4 separate regions of the Homo sapiens genome follow, and regions 1, 2 and 3 are each linked to region 4. The links are chromatin contacts, found by Hi-C or POLR2A ChIA-PET in ENCODE. All regions are on one chromosome and are shown on one strand. The core of a region is the stretch at or near the end of the contact, and the rest is flanking DNA. Distances in the headings are between cores, read along the strand shown. Region 1 overlaps LOC124904517 (a long non-coding RNA gene). Region 2 overlaps LOC124904517 (a long non-coding RNA gene). Region 3 overlaps LOC101929750 (a long non-coding RNA gene). Region 4 overlaps LOC105372932 (a long non-coding RNA gene).

Region 1 (3,429 bases), core at 632-3,131, 430 kb before region 4:
ATCAAGTCGTCACAGGGCTGTGCCCCTTTCTGGAGGCTCTAGTGAAGAATCTGTCTCCTTACCTTTTCTGGCTCCTAGAGGCCACCTATATTCCTTGGCTCATGACTTTCTTCCTTCATCTTCAAGGCCAGCATTGTCACTATTCTTTGAGCATTCCTCTGTAGTCATATCTGCCTGTGACCACAGCTGGGAAAGATTCTTTTTTTTTTGAGACAGAGTCTCACTCTGTTGCCAGGCTGGAGTGCAGTGGCGAGATCTGGGCTTACTGCAACCTCCACCTCCCAGGTTCAAGCGTTTCTCCTGCCTCAGCCTCCCAAGTAGCTGGGACTATAGGCACGCACCACCATGCCCAGCTAATTTTTGTATTTGTAGTAGAGACGGGGTTTCACCATGTTGGCCAGGATGGTCTCGATCTCCTGACCTCGTGATCCACCCACCTCGGCCTCCGTAAGTGCTGGGAATACAGGCGTGAGCCACTGCACCTGGCCGTTTCTCTTCTTTTAAGGACCAGTGTGATTAGATCGTGCCGACCCAGGTAATCAAGTATAATCTCCTCATCTCCAGGTCTTTAACTCAATCACAATTCTAAAGTCCCTTTTCCTATGTAAGGAAATGTATTCACTGGTTCCAGAGATAAGGATATGGACATCTTTGGGAGGCTGTTATTCTGCCTACCACAGAAGACTTTTCCTGGGCTTTATTTAATTCTTAAGATTGAAAAAAAAATGCAGGACAAAATAATGTCACTTTTTCCAGATCTCAGGTACCTTATATTAAGAAGTGAAATATTTTTATATTTTATATAGTTGTTTAGATACATTTTAATGAAAGCTGGGAACCAGTGAGGACATTGTAACATTGTGCTCAAATGTCTCCCAAGTCTACAGGCCAGATGTGACATATGGCTTAAGTGCCAGACCCATATTTCCAAATGTCTTCATCTGACTATGAGCTTACGAATCCAAACTATGTTTAAAGAGCTGCAAATAAATCTCAAACACAGCAGGTCCAAAACCGAATGCATCATTCCCCGGTCCTATTCTCTTTCCCCATTTCCAAATCCCAGTTAGCAGTGTCATCATTCCCTCAGTCCTCTAAACATTATGATTAACCTGAGCTCCTCTTCATCTCACACAGCTCATGGACCAATAAACCCTACCATTTCTACTTTAGGTCTGTATCTGGAATTTGGTGTTTCTCCCATTCCCAGTTATTATTAAAGATCTTCATTTTATACCTGAATTTTTTCAGTAGGATCCTAACTTATTTCTCTTCTCCAGTTTATTCTTTTTAGCCATGCCTTCCCTGTGCTACCAGCATTAACTTTCCAGAAAGATAAATCTTATCATATCTCCTGTTTTCTGAAGAACCTTCTGCAAGTCCTCGTAACTTACACAAAAGTATATACAGAAAACAATTAAAAAGCATACTCCAAAGAAAATAGGGGAGGGGGAGAAAATGCCGCTCTTCTTTTCAACCCATGTATCTGTCACAAGTGCAGTGTGACTATAATCCCTGCAGATCTTTATGTCCTTGCCCAGAAAAAGACAAACTGTCTCATAATGGTAAGTCTGAAACTCGGACAAATGTGTCATTTTCTACTAGCTCTTCTACAGGCACAGAGCCACACAGAATTGCAGACCCATAAACACCCCAGATTTTTGGATTACAAAAACAGCAAATATATGTAAATCAGCAGTACCAAATTTCTACAGAGGGAATAACTCTCCCCTAGCCCTTAATTATGAGCCCACACAAGAAAAAGGAGGGCATCCCAGGGCTTGTTTATCCTGGCTCCCACATGCAAAGGAAGTATGCAAAGCCAATAATGACTAATGTCCTCAAATATTACTTATTACTCATATAGCATAATCACAATAAATACTCAGAGGCCCACACACTATTTGTTTGTTTTGCTGTTTGAACCACAATTTAATGTCTACTCAGTGTGGCATCTCCATAAAAGAACTATTAGCTTACTGAGCTAAACTATATTTAAAGAGCAGTCAATTCTATGGATTCTTTGCTCTTAATTTGCAGCTAAGTTCCAATTAAACCTGTGTTGTATTTAATCAAGTTAAATTGCAGAGACTGTTGAGTTAGAAATAAATTTAAAATGACTGTCTGGAAGCAGTTAGACGGTGACTTCACCGATACTGATTAGAGAAGGATGTAGAGATACTTGTAATTATAGGGCATAAATCAATACTCTTTCCATGAGAAGGTACCACTATGTATGTCTAGACAACATGTATTTATTGAAGGCTCACTGCCTGGGCATTGTGGAAATCTCTAAAAATATATACGACACAGTTGATGCCAATAAGAATTGAGACTGAAGAGAGTACCCTTGCTGAGGGATATACCAATGATGCCAGAGACAGCTTAGGTAATTCCCATTGCCATAATGATCAGTTGCCTAAGAGTAAACCAGGTTGCTTGATAATTGATCTTATTTCCATCATGTAAGAGATAACAACACTTGCCCCTTTTCACCTTTATAAGTCAGTTATACAATGGCTAACACCCATAGAATGCCAAATGTGTTCCAGCACTGTTTGAAAGACTATATACATATAAATGTATTTAGTCTTCACAACATCCCTCGAAAGTAGCTATTGTTATTCTCATTTTGCAGATGAAGAAACCAAGGTACAGATAGTTTAAGTTATATGTTTAAGGTCACACAGCACTTCCATTGGTGGAGATAGCTTTATGAACTGCCCATATCTTGTTATACAATGCTGATTATTAGAGAATTCTTCCTATGTTGAGTTCAAGTTTCCCTTTAACTTCTACCCAGCTGGTCATGGTTCTGTCCTCTAGATACAAACAAAATAGATGTAACTGTTTCTCTCTATGTCAGCCCTTCTATATTTGAAGACGGTGGTTGTATCTCCTCTCTAGTCTTCTTTATTCTAGACTAAGAAACCCCAATTCTTGAAACCATTTCAAATCTATCTAGTTTGGAGAGATCATCACTCTGCTATTATCTGAGTGATGGACACTTGGCTCTCGTTGTGCAAACAACCAGAAAGTAGCCCTAGTTAGCATTAAACAGACCATTCCCCAGCTATAAAATGGAGGGCAAAAGGGTCATTTTTATAGATAACATTTCTTTCCCTACTTACCCCATAGTTGAATTACCAAGACCCATAAACACATTATCATATTTAATAAAAATAGTGTATATTATGGCTTATTACCTACCAGTCACTACTCTATGATTTATGTTTGAATTTACCTAATTATCACAACAAATATACGAATTAGATACTATTTTTATTTCTGTTCTGATGAAGAAACAGGGCATGGAGAAGTTATGATTTGATCCGATATTCTACCCCATATGACCACAATGAATAGCTATTCATAAGGGATAATACCAGAGAATTACCATAGTGACTTGAATAAGGACATATTTAAGGA
Region 2 (3,274 bases), core at 348-2,847, 450 kb before region 4:
CTGTTCCCTCTGCGTTAAATGCTGGCTCCCATCCTCCTTACCTGGATCCTACCCATCCTTCCAGGCACAGGTGAAGGTACCTTGTTGGTGAAACCCTCTTTGACCTCCACATTCACTCTTCAACTCGCCAGTGAGGTGAATCACCCTCTCCCAGCATGGGTTACATTCACCTCATTACAGCACGGTTGTGGATCCAGGTCTAACATGGAGACAGACAGTGTAACGCGGCATGCGGAATTCTCTGATGGAGACAGATCCAGGGTGCTCTGGAGACCCAGAGAAGGGGCTCGTCAAGCTAGGTTCGAGGGAGTGGGTTCTCAGAAAAACAGATGTGAAGACAGAATGTGTGCAAGAACATTTTGTTAGGGGAAACACCTGTGAGATAAAATAGCCCAGGAGCGTGGAGAGGCTGAAAGGGCCATCAGACCACATCACAAACGCATGATGGATTTTAGAGCCCCGTCTGCGCTGAGTTAATTATGGTCCCTGATGTTGCTCCCCGATGTCGGAGATCTGAGAAGTGCAATTATAGCCGCCACAGAGGGTGATGCTCTAAGTAGAAATACCTGTGAAATCACTTTGTGTGTGATTAAGCCTCTACAAATAACCGTTGTTTTTATCGTAGACCTCTAGGAACAATTATAATAGTAACATCAGGGGAATGCCTCAGAGTTAGCTAGAAGGCCAGCAGATGGAAATTAACCAATTAAACTACAGATGTTGTTGGTGAAATGGTGTAAAATATGGTAACTTTAATTTTGCTATCAAAAACTCGATCTTGCTGAATTTAGTTCTTGGATTTGGTGACTGGTGAGGTTGTGGAAATGCCTTTTCTTCCAGGTATTTAAGATTGAGAACAATCAAGTAACAAGTGTTAAGTATCCACATGTGCTTCTCAGAGAGTGCCATGAGGAATTAGAACTATAAGGGAAGCGAGTGCTTTTGAGGAATGTATTATGCTCTTGGAGAGATGAGACCAGTGTTTATAAACAACAGAAACATCAACAAACAATACTAGGTAGGTACAGCTTTGTAATCTGAAGAGATTATCCTGTTCAGGACAAAGGAAATAGAATCTTATTCTTGATGAGGAATCAGCCAGAACCCACCCTAAGACTCTGCTATATCACATCTCTATTCAGGGTTAAGTAATTGACCCACTCCAGAAATGACGAAAACAAAATAAAGGTGAGAGTGAAGTCAGTGAGATGAAATGAATGGAAATCTGAAATGAAAATGTTATCATTAGGTGGCTGAGTAGGATCTTCCTTGGGGTTCTGGAAGCAAAGCTCCACCTGTCACTTGAGCTTCTCAAATAAACTTATGTTTCACGCTGAGTTCCTGAGCCACTGATCTGAGCATTACTCACTCTGTCCCTCATGTTTCCCAGGTGAGAGGTAGTTTCTATGCTCTCCCAACCATAGATGCGGCTAATCAACAGGCCCCATCTCCAGCCCCAGCCTCAGATTCCCTTTTTGGGCAGAGGGAGGCTTGGGCTGAGTCATCCCAGGGATAAACGCTGTAGTCACTCTAGGGAGGTGTCCCCGGCTGCCCCTGCTGGAGGGCAAACAAGTGAGTAACCCAGCCAGTGTCACATGGTCCTGGAATGGGGCTGGCTTGTGCCTCTGCCAGGTCCATGGCAATGAAGGAGTTTGCTCACAACACACACACACACCCTGACCCCTCTCTTGAGCGGGAGTGAAAGTCTGTGTGGGGGCGAGAGGTGTTGTAGATTTAACAACTGAACGTGCATAAGGAAAGCTTATGACCCAGTGGACAGGCAATGGATGCTGATCTAAGAGAATTCCTAGAGAAGAAAGTTCCTAGAGGAACGCTGCCTAGGAAACTCCCCCCAACCCACCCCTTCCCACATATTTCCTGGCCCTTGTCAACACACCTCCTGTGGCCGACAGGAGATGCCAGCAGCTTGCTCACCCAGGACAGAGAAGGAGAGACAGACAGAGCAATCCTTAAGATGCAGGATGATGCAAAGGCTAAAAGCCACAGTCAGAATCCAAGTCAGGAACTCAGGTGGCCAAAATTCTTCCCCTTGGGATGAGTCAGAGTGGCTAAAGTTTTGGGGAGCTGCACAGCAGATGTAGCCTCCTGTGTGCAATCTTACCCCAAGGGAATTTTATTTCAGGCCCCTTGTACTAACAATGGTGAGATATGGATATTTGTCGTAGGCTTTAGAATATTCCTTCAACTTGATCTTCCATGTCACTACTTTGAGTCTCAAATATGTATGTGAATCTCCTAAATTCTCATATTCTTTTTATTCCTCCCTCCTTCCCTCTCTTTCACACCCCCTTCTCCCCCTTTTTCTCTCCCCCTCTCTTTCCCTACCCCTTTTCCAAATTGACATCAGTCCCATTCGTTCAGGCACTCCATTTCTTTAGGGTCATCATTTTAGGTGGTCTGCTTGTTCTTTCTCCCTCTGTCTACTCCACCTTCAGTGCACTGCTATTCTTCTTGGTCTGTTTAGGAGCTTGGGTCCAGGATGTGGGGTTGTCTAAGCAACAGCCCATCAGCAGTTGGTAGAAGGTGTGGAGGTTGCCTGTCTCAGTGGTCTGTGTGTAGAAGCATGCAGGTTGCCAGCTCCAATAGTAAGCCATTCTGTTGCCTAATGTTAGCTATAAAGGCTAATGCTCTCCCAATCTTGGGGGTAGGGAGAACACTACCAGTAGCTTCTGAATCTGAGAATGGTGATCAATTCTAATAACTTGTGTATGTGTGAACTTTGACTTTCTGAACTCTCTCCTTTCTTTAGCCAATTTTTTTCAGCATTTTTTGTGTGCAAGACACTCCTATCTATTCTTGTAACAGCCTAGCAACATAGACCAATGCAGGGAATACTCTGCTCATTTTACAGTTGGGCAGACTGAGCTCTAGGCAGTTAATTACCTAGATTCTTGGTAATGGAATATAATTTACAGATTTGATCTTTTGGTCCATCACCACCAGAGACTCTTCTAGAACAGGTAAGATATACAAAAGTTTATATATAACAAGGTGCATATATATATACATATGCATATATATGAAGATATATGTATATATATGTATATAAACTAGCACAGGGAATTCTGGTTTAGGTGCTAGAAAACCTGGGTTTCAAATTCAACTCAGCCCTAACTAATTCTAGGGCCTAACAATCATCTCATTTATGTGAGCATCAGCTTCGCAAAAAATAAAGTGATCAACTTAGATAATTCCCAGAGTGTCTCTAAACTCCATCTTTTCAAAAGTTAAAATTCCTAGAACTAAGAAAGTG
Region 3 (3,267 bases), core at 1-2,500, 370 kb after region 4:
ACTCAGAGAACTATCTGCTAGTGAAAAGGAAAAGAGTGCAATCTACCAGGCAAAATAGAAAGTTAAGGTATGGAAGGTGCTCACTTTCCAAACAGCTGCTACAGTGCTATTATTAATACTGCCATGGTTATTTTCACGTAGGATATCTAGCACAGAAGGAAAATCAATCTCCAGCCAGGTCTGGGAGGACTCAGAACAGAGCTTCAAGGAGAGCATAACAAATGCCCCAAACTCCTTCTGCTTACTTCACTTAAAGTCTTATTAGTATCATCATTTCCAACTGGGCAACAACCACATCTGCCTCCCTTCTGCTTTCTCAGCCATCGCCAGTGGCAAGTTGGTGGTTGGATATTTTAGGTGGGTTCTATATGGTGGTTTTCAAAATTTTGTAACCCAAAACTTAGCTCTCCCTTCTGCATGGAACTATTGTGATTTAAAATTAGTAGTCAAGGTAGTTCCTCAATTAAGGAGTATTTGGAACAGGGAAAGTCTGCCTGAATAATGTCTGATTCTATACTTTCACGTGAATGTACTCCAACATGTACATCCATAGGTAATTCTGTATTATGGGGGTTATTAAAAAATATAAAGTTTGAAGATATCTTCGAGTCATTTTACCTGCTAGAACAATACTTGTCTAGTATCAGTTAACTGGTCACAAAGGAGAGGTCTTGTCTTACTCTCAACAGTCTCTGATGGTGTCATTTGAACACTGACACATGCAGATATTTTCTCTCTTTCTTTCTCATATGTGGTCTTGTTGAAACTCCACAATAACTGCGTTTGGAATCTACAGTCATATAAATTTAGATCATCATGGGAGATAATTATACTGTGGAAATGATACGATATTTACATGTCGAAAAGGAGTCATAATTCTTCGAAATAGATGCCTGCTAGCTTTCTTAAGAACTCATTTCACAAATTCAAGTTGAAACAAATGAATACATGTTCCTCTTTTTGCTTCCTCTTTTGAGCAATTTTATGATTGAAAAAAAAAGACACATTACCACAATGGAAAATACCTCATTTTTCCATTAAAATGTGCTCTTTTTAAACAGCTATCCCCCCACCCACTTCCCTGTTTATTGGGTTAAAAGGAGCCATTTCTAGGAGACCAAGCCAAAGTCTCAGCAAGGAGGTGGAAAGCTAGGTGCTTGGAAGGCTAGTCTGTTACCTACCCTACACTACAATGACTGTGGCAGCATCAACAACAGCACCAAACCAGCCAGCTGGAAAGTGAGAACAAATCATTCTAGTGACTGACAGTTTGGTCCCCTCTGTGTCCCAGGAGAGGCCAGGCTGATTTTCACCCACAGCGGGAGGCACTGGTTCAATCAGGTCTTCTTGCAGCTAGTGGATCCAGAATCAGAATGTTCTTATACAAATACCACTTTGTGTCCTGAAAAAGAGAGATTCCACATGGACCCAAACTACAGGTGTTTGTACAAGAACATTCTGTGGAATCTCTCTTTTTGAGGATGCAAAGTGCTATTTGTATAAAATGGCTTCATTTCACCAGCAATTTTGATTTCATTTTTCAGCCTAATTTGGGTAAAAAAAATGAAACCAAAATTGCTAATGAAATAAAAACCAATGTTTCATGGGTTGAATTTTTAACTTTTTGTATTAGCCCAACAGCGTCCATCTCTTCTAGTTAAATATCGACTTCTCTCCAGGTAGATATTCTAAAGACAAATGGAAAATTCAAACAAGTATGCTGACCTATAAAATGATGTCGACAAATAGTTTAAAGGGTTGACCAAATACTTTGCTCCTTAACTTGATTCTCTCCTTTTTAGTTAGACAGTTACAGTGTCATCAGAGAGAAAATAAGGAAACTAAAGATTGTTCAGGATTTGGCTCCTCACACTAATTTTATTCTCATGAGTTAAGATTTCCTTGATTCAAAATAGGGCTCTTCCCCTTTTGTTCATCTTTCCACAAGGTTCACACTCTCCTAAGGCCTGGGATTTCTCCTTAGACAGCTTCATCCCTACAATTATCTCAGGATCTGTGCAGATTCTCCACACATGGTGTTATTCATAGCATGCAGATGGGGTATTCCTATTCCTAATAATTTAGGTTAGAAAAGTACATTATGGATAAAATACAGCAATCTCTTAATGATCTCTTCTACATGGATAGCAAGCAGAAGTGCTCATGAATTCTAGGTAATTTAAGTTTATACATATCAGAAAATATTACCAAAAGCTTCCAACCATTTCTCTCTTCTCTCTCTCTCTACATACATTCTCATTCTCTCTCTCTCTCCCTCCCTCAAAAAGTATCTCTGCAGCATTTCACACAAGAAATTAATTAAATCCCATTGATTCTTTCTGGGAAATATGCTACTGAGCAGGAACATCCACTTAAGATGAAAAATACTAAAGGTGAGGAAGAGAAGCAAAAGTTTAGGATAATCTTCATGCTGGATTATAACTTAAATCCTGAATAACCTGGATTTGGCTGAACTTCACTCTTTTTTATGTTGTTTTCTTTTTTCAAATAAACTTCAAGGCATGAGATCGTGGTACTAAAATAGAAATACAGTGGAATCATGTTATTGCAAAAATTTGGCAAAGCTACTGGTGAAATCATGTCCCCTGAAACATAACAATGACATACAGTAAAAGCACAATTCATTTCAATGTGCCCATAAAGAGAGTGTTAGCTGTTCCTCAGAGTCTACACTGTAAAAGGGTTTCAGCATATTTAGTGAACCAACATTCAACTCAGTAATTCTTATCTTGCCAATAGCATATGTGGTATGTTAAAATCCACCTCTCAGTAAATTGCCGTGTGGCATATAAAATGTATTAAAAGTACACGAAGCAAAGTTGTTCTAAGGGTCTGCATTTCATTTTGATGTCTGATCATCGGTGTATTATTTTCCTGTTCTATTATTGTTATTATTTAATTTGTCTATGGTGCTTGATCTTGATGGGGAGAGGAGAAAGAGAACTAGTGGGTGGGATTTTTTTTGACATGTATCAAAGGGGTGATAGACAAAAATAGAGCTGAGATTGTTAAGCCTCAACACACCATGCCTTCTGACACCAAGATTTGTCCATGCCACCAGATTGCTGGGATTTTGCCTCCTGCTCACAATCTAATTACCAGGCTCCAAACACAAATGTGCTAGCATCCCACACAGAACATTAAGTTGATGCTGCTGAGCCAGCCTGCACTGAGGCACAGGGTGACAGGAGTTTCCAGGTTTCTTTCACTGCTTGCTTCCAGTTACATGGTTCCATAGCCCCAACC
Region 4 (3,526 bases), core at 62-2,561:
TTTTGCTTTGGATTCCCTACGCAGAGCCCTCTAATTGGACTTTTACTTTCCTGCCTTTGAGCTTTTCCTTTTACTGCGCAGCCTACCTGGCCTGTCCTATTTTGGTTCCCTGCCTATTGAAGTCCTGTTTATTCTGCAAGGCTCTTCTATTTGTACCTAGCCCAATGCCTTTCACACAGTAGGTGCTCAATAACTAATATATAGTTAGATATATCTTTGCCATATCTGTGCTAAAACAACATAAAAAGGTAGGAGGCAGAAATGATGTCTTATTATCCCTTATGGCCTGCACACAGTAAACAGTTTAGGAAAAGTTTATTAAATAAATAAAGTCCCCATGCCCCCTGGAACAAAAGGTATGCAGGGCAGTGTATTTCATGGGCTGTCCAAGACCTCATGTCAGAAACGTATGTTTAGGCAGCAAGAACACACAAGAGGCAAGAGAGTAAGAAAGTACGCTGGAAAATTTTGCTAGCTGGGTCAATTCCAATTTGGCAAAAACAAGCCTTCTGCTTTTTCTCCAGGGTTCTTTCTCCCAGCATCACTTATTAATGCTAATTAGTCAAGGGTGTGCCATGATGCAGAACACTTGTGACCCATAAGGATTAGAGAGAGACTGTCATTTCTCAAATGACCCACGAGAGGCAGCCAGAGGCAGTGACGGGGAAGGAGAGGAGGGGAAGAGGAACTTCTCTGCAAAGAATCGCACTAAAGTAAGTGCAAGTAAAAATAAATCCACATATAAAACAACTGTACAAATGTTAGCAGTATTTTCACAGCTGGGTTTCTTTGCCTAAAATACTTAGCACTTACTTTAGAAAACTCACTTCTAAACATAAATGGTCTGACTGATCACAGAAGCTGAACCCTGATACAACTCTGACTTTGAACTTGACTTCTGCCCAGATGGGAATAAAAATAATGACTTCTTCTAAGTAAGAACCTTAATTGCCATGAATTCACACCAGACTGTGGTGGGTGACCTTTACCTCACATATGAGGAAATTAAGGTAGGGCTTGGTTTAGGAAGCTAGATTCATAACAGTCAGCATATTTATATCCAGATTAGGCAGGACTCTGGATTTAAAACACTTTCCCTTGGAAAACACCGACTCTGTCTGTTTCCATGGCACTAAAAACACCCCACTTGAATAACTGCCCAGTTACTTATCATAGCAGGATTAGTGGTCTTCTCAAGGCATCTGCATTCACATTCCTGGTATTTATTTCCTGTAGATATTGGTTTCAAAGACTGATGCCACAGGACATGAATAATCACGGTGACTCACTTTTAGGGACTTTCCCCTGGGGAGTGCCACCTACAGAGCCTCAGAATGAAGTGGGCACATATTAATTAAAATATGTTTCATCTCCAAATGACTATGACAGAAGCTATACTGATGAATATGACAACTAAATACAAAATAATACCGCAATGACTAGCAATGATTCAAATATTGTGCTCATGATGTTATCTTTCATCCATTTATTTAATAAATGGATTTATATAATGAGTGACGGGACTTCTATGTGTCAGAGTGCTGGTTAGGACAGGCCATGTTTCAATAAATTTACAACCCAGCAGGCACTGTTCCTATCAACTAATGAGATTTTTAAATTTAATATTTTTTGGTCAAAGCAAGGGAGTCTTCAAAATTACCAAAAAATATATTTGGTAAGGAAACAGTAAACAGAACCAATTATTCCTTCTTGGTTGAGTTAAGAAAACACGCTTTGTGCTTACACTTCCCATAGTGATCAGGGATTTCTCACCCCTTGAATTTCTGTAGCATAAATTGTTGACGTCTCTTCACTTCCCTGTCTCATTTCCTTGCCCAGGTGGTGAGCCCTGTGCATGAGCCTCTGCCTGACTCATCTTTGTATCTGCAATGCCTCACACATGCCTCATATCTCCCCGCCAGGCAAGCAGTGTTAGTGAAAACAGGATGTCATCAGTTCAGTAAAGAAGAGATTGACAACAAACTGTGAATAGAAAAGTCAAATAGGAATGCATTGGCCTTTAAAAAAATTATTTTCCAAATTATCCTATAGTAAAGTTGACTTTTTTCTTTGATGTACAGCTCTATGGATTTCCACATATGTATAGATTTGTGTAACCACCACAAAGAGGATACGAAACAGTGCCATAACCCCCCAAAGCTTCCCCATGCTGTCCCTTTATATTCACCCCTCCCTCCACCATAATCCCTGGCAATCACTAATCTCTTCTCCACCATTGTGCTTTTGTCTTTTGAAACTGGCATCTCTTACTCAGCACAGAGTTATCTAAGTTGTTCTTTTTTATGACTGAATAGTGTTCCATCATATGTGGTATCACAGTTTATTTACCCTTTCACTCATTGAGGGACATTCAAGTTATTTTCAGTTTGAAGCTACTGTGTAAAAAAAAAAAAAAAAAAAAAAAAAAAGCTACTCTGAAGTTTTGTTTATCAGTTTCATGTGAACATACATTTTCATTTTCCTGGGGTAAATACTCAGGATCGGCCTTGTGGAGTTATAGCGTAGATGTATGTTTCACTTTATAAGGAAACTGCCAAGCTATTATCCAGAGTTGCTGTAGCATTTTCCAATTCCAGCCATCATGTATGTGAATTCTACTTACTCAGCATCCTTGTCAACACTCTGTGTTGTCAGTATTTATTTTGGACATTCTTTTTTTTTGACGGAGTCTCTCTGTTGCCCAGGCTGGAGTGCAGTGGTGCGATCTTGGCTCACTGCAACCTCTGCCTCCCGCGTTCAAGCAATTCTCCTGCCTTAGCCTCCAGAGTAGCTGGGATTACAGGCGTGCGCCACCACGCCCAGCTATTTTTTTTTCTTTTTCTATTTTTAGTAGAGATAGGGTTTCACCTTCTTGGCCAGGCTGGTTTTGAACTCCTGACATCAGCTGATCCACCTGCCTCGGCCTCCCAAAGTGCTGGGATTACAGGTGTGAGCCACCACGCCTGCCCTTATTTTGGACATTCTGATAGGTGTGTGGTTGTAGCTCACTGTTGTTTAAATTCACATTACCTTAATGGCTTGTGGTATTAAACATCTTTTCTCGTACTTTATACAGCAGTCCCCTCTTATCCAAGGTTTTTCTTTTTGCAGTTTCAGTTACCAGCAGTCAACTGTGTCCTGAAAATATTAAATAGAAAATTCCAGAAACAAACAATTCGTAAGTTTTAAACTGCACACTGTTCTGAGCAGTGTGATGAAATCTTGCGCAGCCCTGCTCCGTGGGACATGAATCCCCTCTGTCCAGTGTATTCATGCTGTATAGGCTACTTGCCTGTTAGTCACTGAGTAGGCATCTCACTTATCAGATTACTGTCACCACATCCATCGCATAGTCATTTTATCATCTCACATCATCACAAGAAGAAGAGTGAGTGCAGTATGAGATGAGGGAGAGACCACATTCACATAACTTTTATTATAGTAAATTATTATAATTGTTTTATTATGAGTAGTTATTTAGGGTTCAGTACGATCCACAGTTTCAAGCATCCACTGGGGGTCTTGA

Evidence for each region. Hi-C counts contacts between places; a loop is a spot of excess contacts on that map. ChIA-PET counts read pairs that join two places held with the same protein, here RNA polymerase II (POLR2A). Pooled maps may share reads with other maps.
Region 1: a map of endothelial cell of umbilical vein shows a loop between it and region 4 (3-fold over the local background). The contact joins two enhancer-like sites. A Hi-C loop is called at or near these places in 1 of 168 maps with a recorded cell type or tissue (endothelial cell of umbilical vein) and 8 of 50 pooled maps. POLR2A ChIA-PET finds 5 or more read pairs at or near these places in 1 of 52 experiments (OCI-LY7).
Region 2: a loop to region 4 is called in a map of PC-9, with 14 times the contacts of the local background. The contact joins two enhancer-like sites. A Hi-C loop is called at or near these places in 1 of 168 maps with a recorded cell type or tissue (PC-9), 1 of 37 single-sample maps with no recorded cell type and 9 of 50 pooled maps. POLR2A ChIA-PET finds 5 or more read pairs at or near these places in 1 of 52 experiments (RWPE1).
Region 3: a loop to region 4 is called in a pooled map, with 10 times the contacts of the local background. The contact joins two enhancer-like sites. A Hi-C loop is called at or near these places in 4 of 37 single-sample maps with no recorded cell type and 9 of 50 pooled maps.

What each region holds. Positions count from the first base shown.
Region 1 is chr1:221,867,548-221,870,976 of GRCh38, reverse strand. All of the region lies in intron 2 of LOC124904517 (a long non-coding RNA gene), which reads right to left. Among named protein-coding and RNA genes, the nearest start is that of LINC01655, 29 kb to the right of the region's middle. Within about 2 kb of position 1,881, at least 3 of the 41 ENCODE cell types and tissues checked have a DNase peak (open chromatin) inside an H3K27ac peak, as active enhancers do; they include endothelial cell of umbilical vein, where a contact is called at or near this core.
Region 2 is chr1:221,885,579-221,888,852 of GRCh38, reverse strand. All of the region lies in intron 2 of LOC124904517 (a long non-coding RNA gene), which reads right to left. Among named protein-coding and RNA genes, the nearest start is that of LINC01655, 47 kb to the right of the region's middle. Within about 2 kb of position 1,597, at least 7 of the 41 ENCODE cell types and tissues checked have a DNase peak (open chromatin) inside an H3K27ac peak, as active enhancers do; they include PC-9, where a contact is called at or near this core.
Region 3 is chr1:221,067,259-221,070,525 of GRCh38, reverse strand. The region is part of intron 3 of LOC101929750 (a long non-coding RNA gene); the gene reads right to left. Among named protein-coding and RNA genes, the nearest start is that of HLX-AS1, 190 kb to the right of the region's middle. RefSeq lists a silencer at 1,333-1,382. Within about 2 kb of position 1,250, at least 4 of the 41 ENCODE cell types and tissues checked have a DNase peak (open chromatin) inside an H3K27ac peak, as active enhancers do.
Region 4 is chr1:221,437,901-221,441,426 of GRCh38, reverse strand. The region is part of intron 3 of LOC105372932 (a long non-coding RNA gene); the gene reads right to left. Among named protein-coding and RNA genes, the nearest start is that of LINC02817, 100 kb to the right of the region's middle. RefSeq lists an enhancer at 524-1,723. Within about 2 kb of position 1,311, at least 8 of the 41 ENCODE cell types and tissues checked have a DNase peak (open chromatin) inside an H3K27ac peak, as active enhancers do; they include PC-9 and endothelial cell of umbilical vein, where a contact is called at or near this core.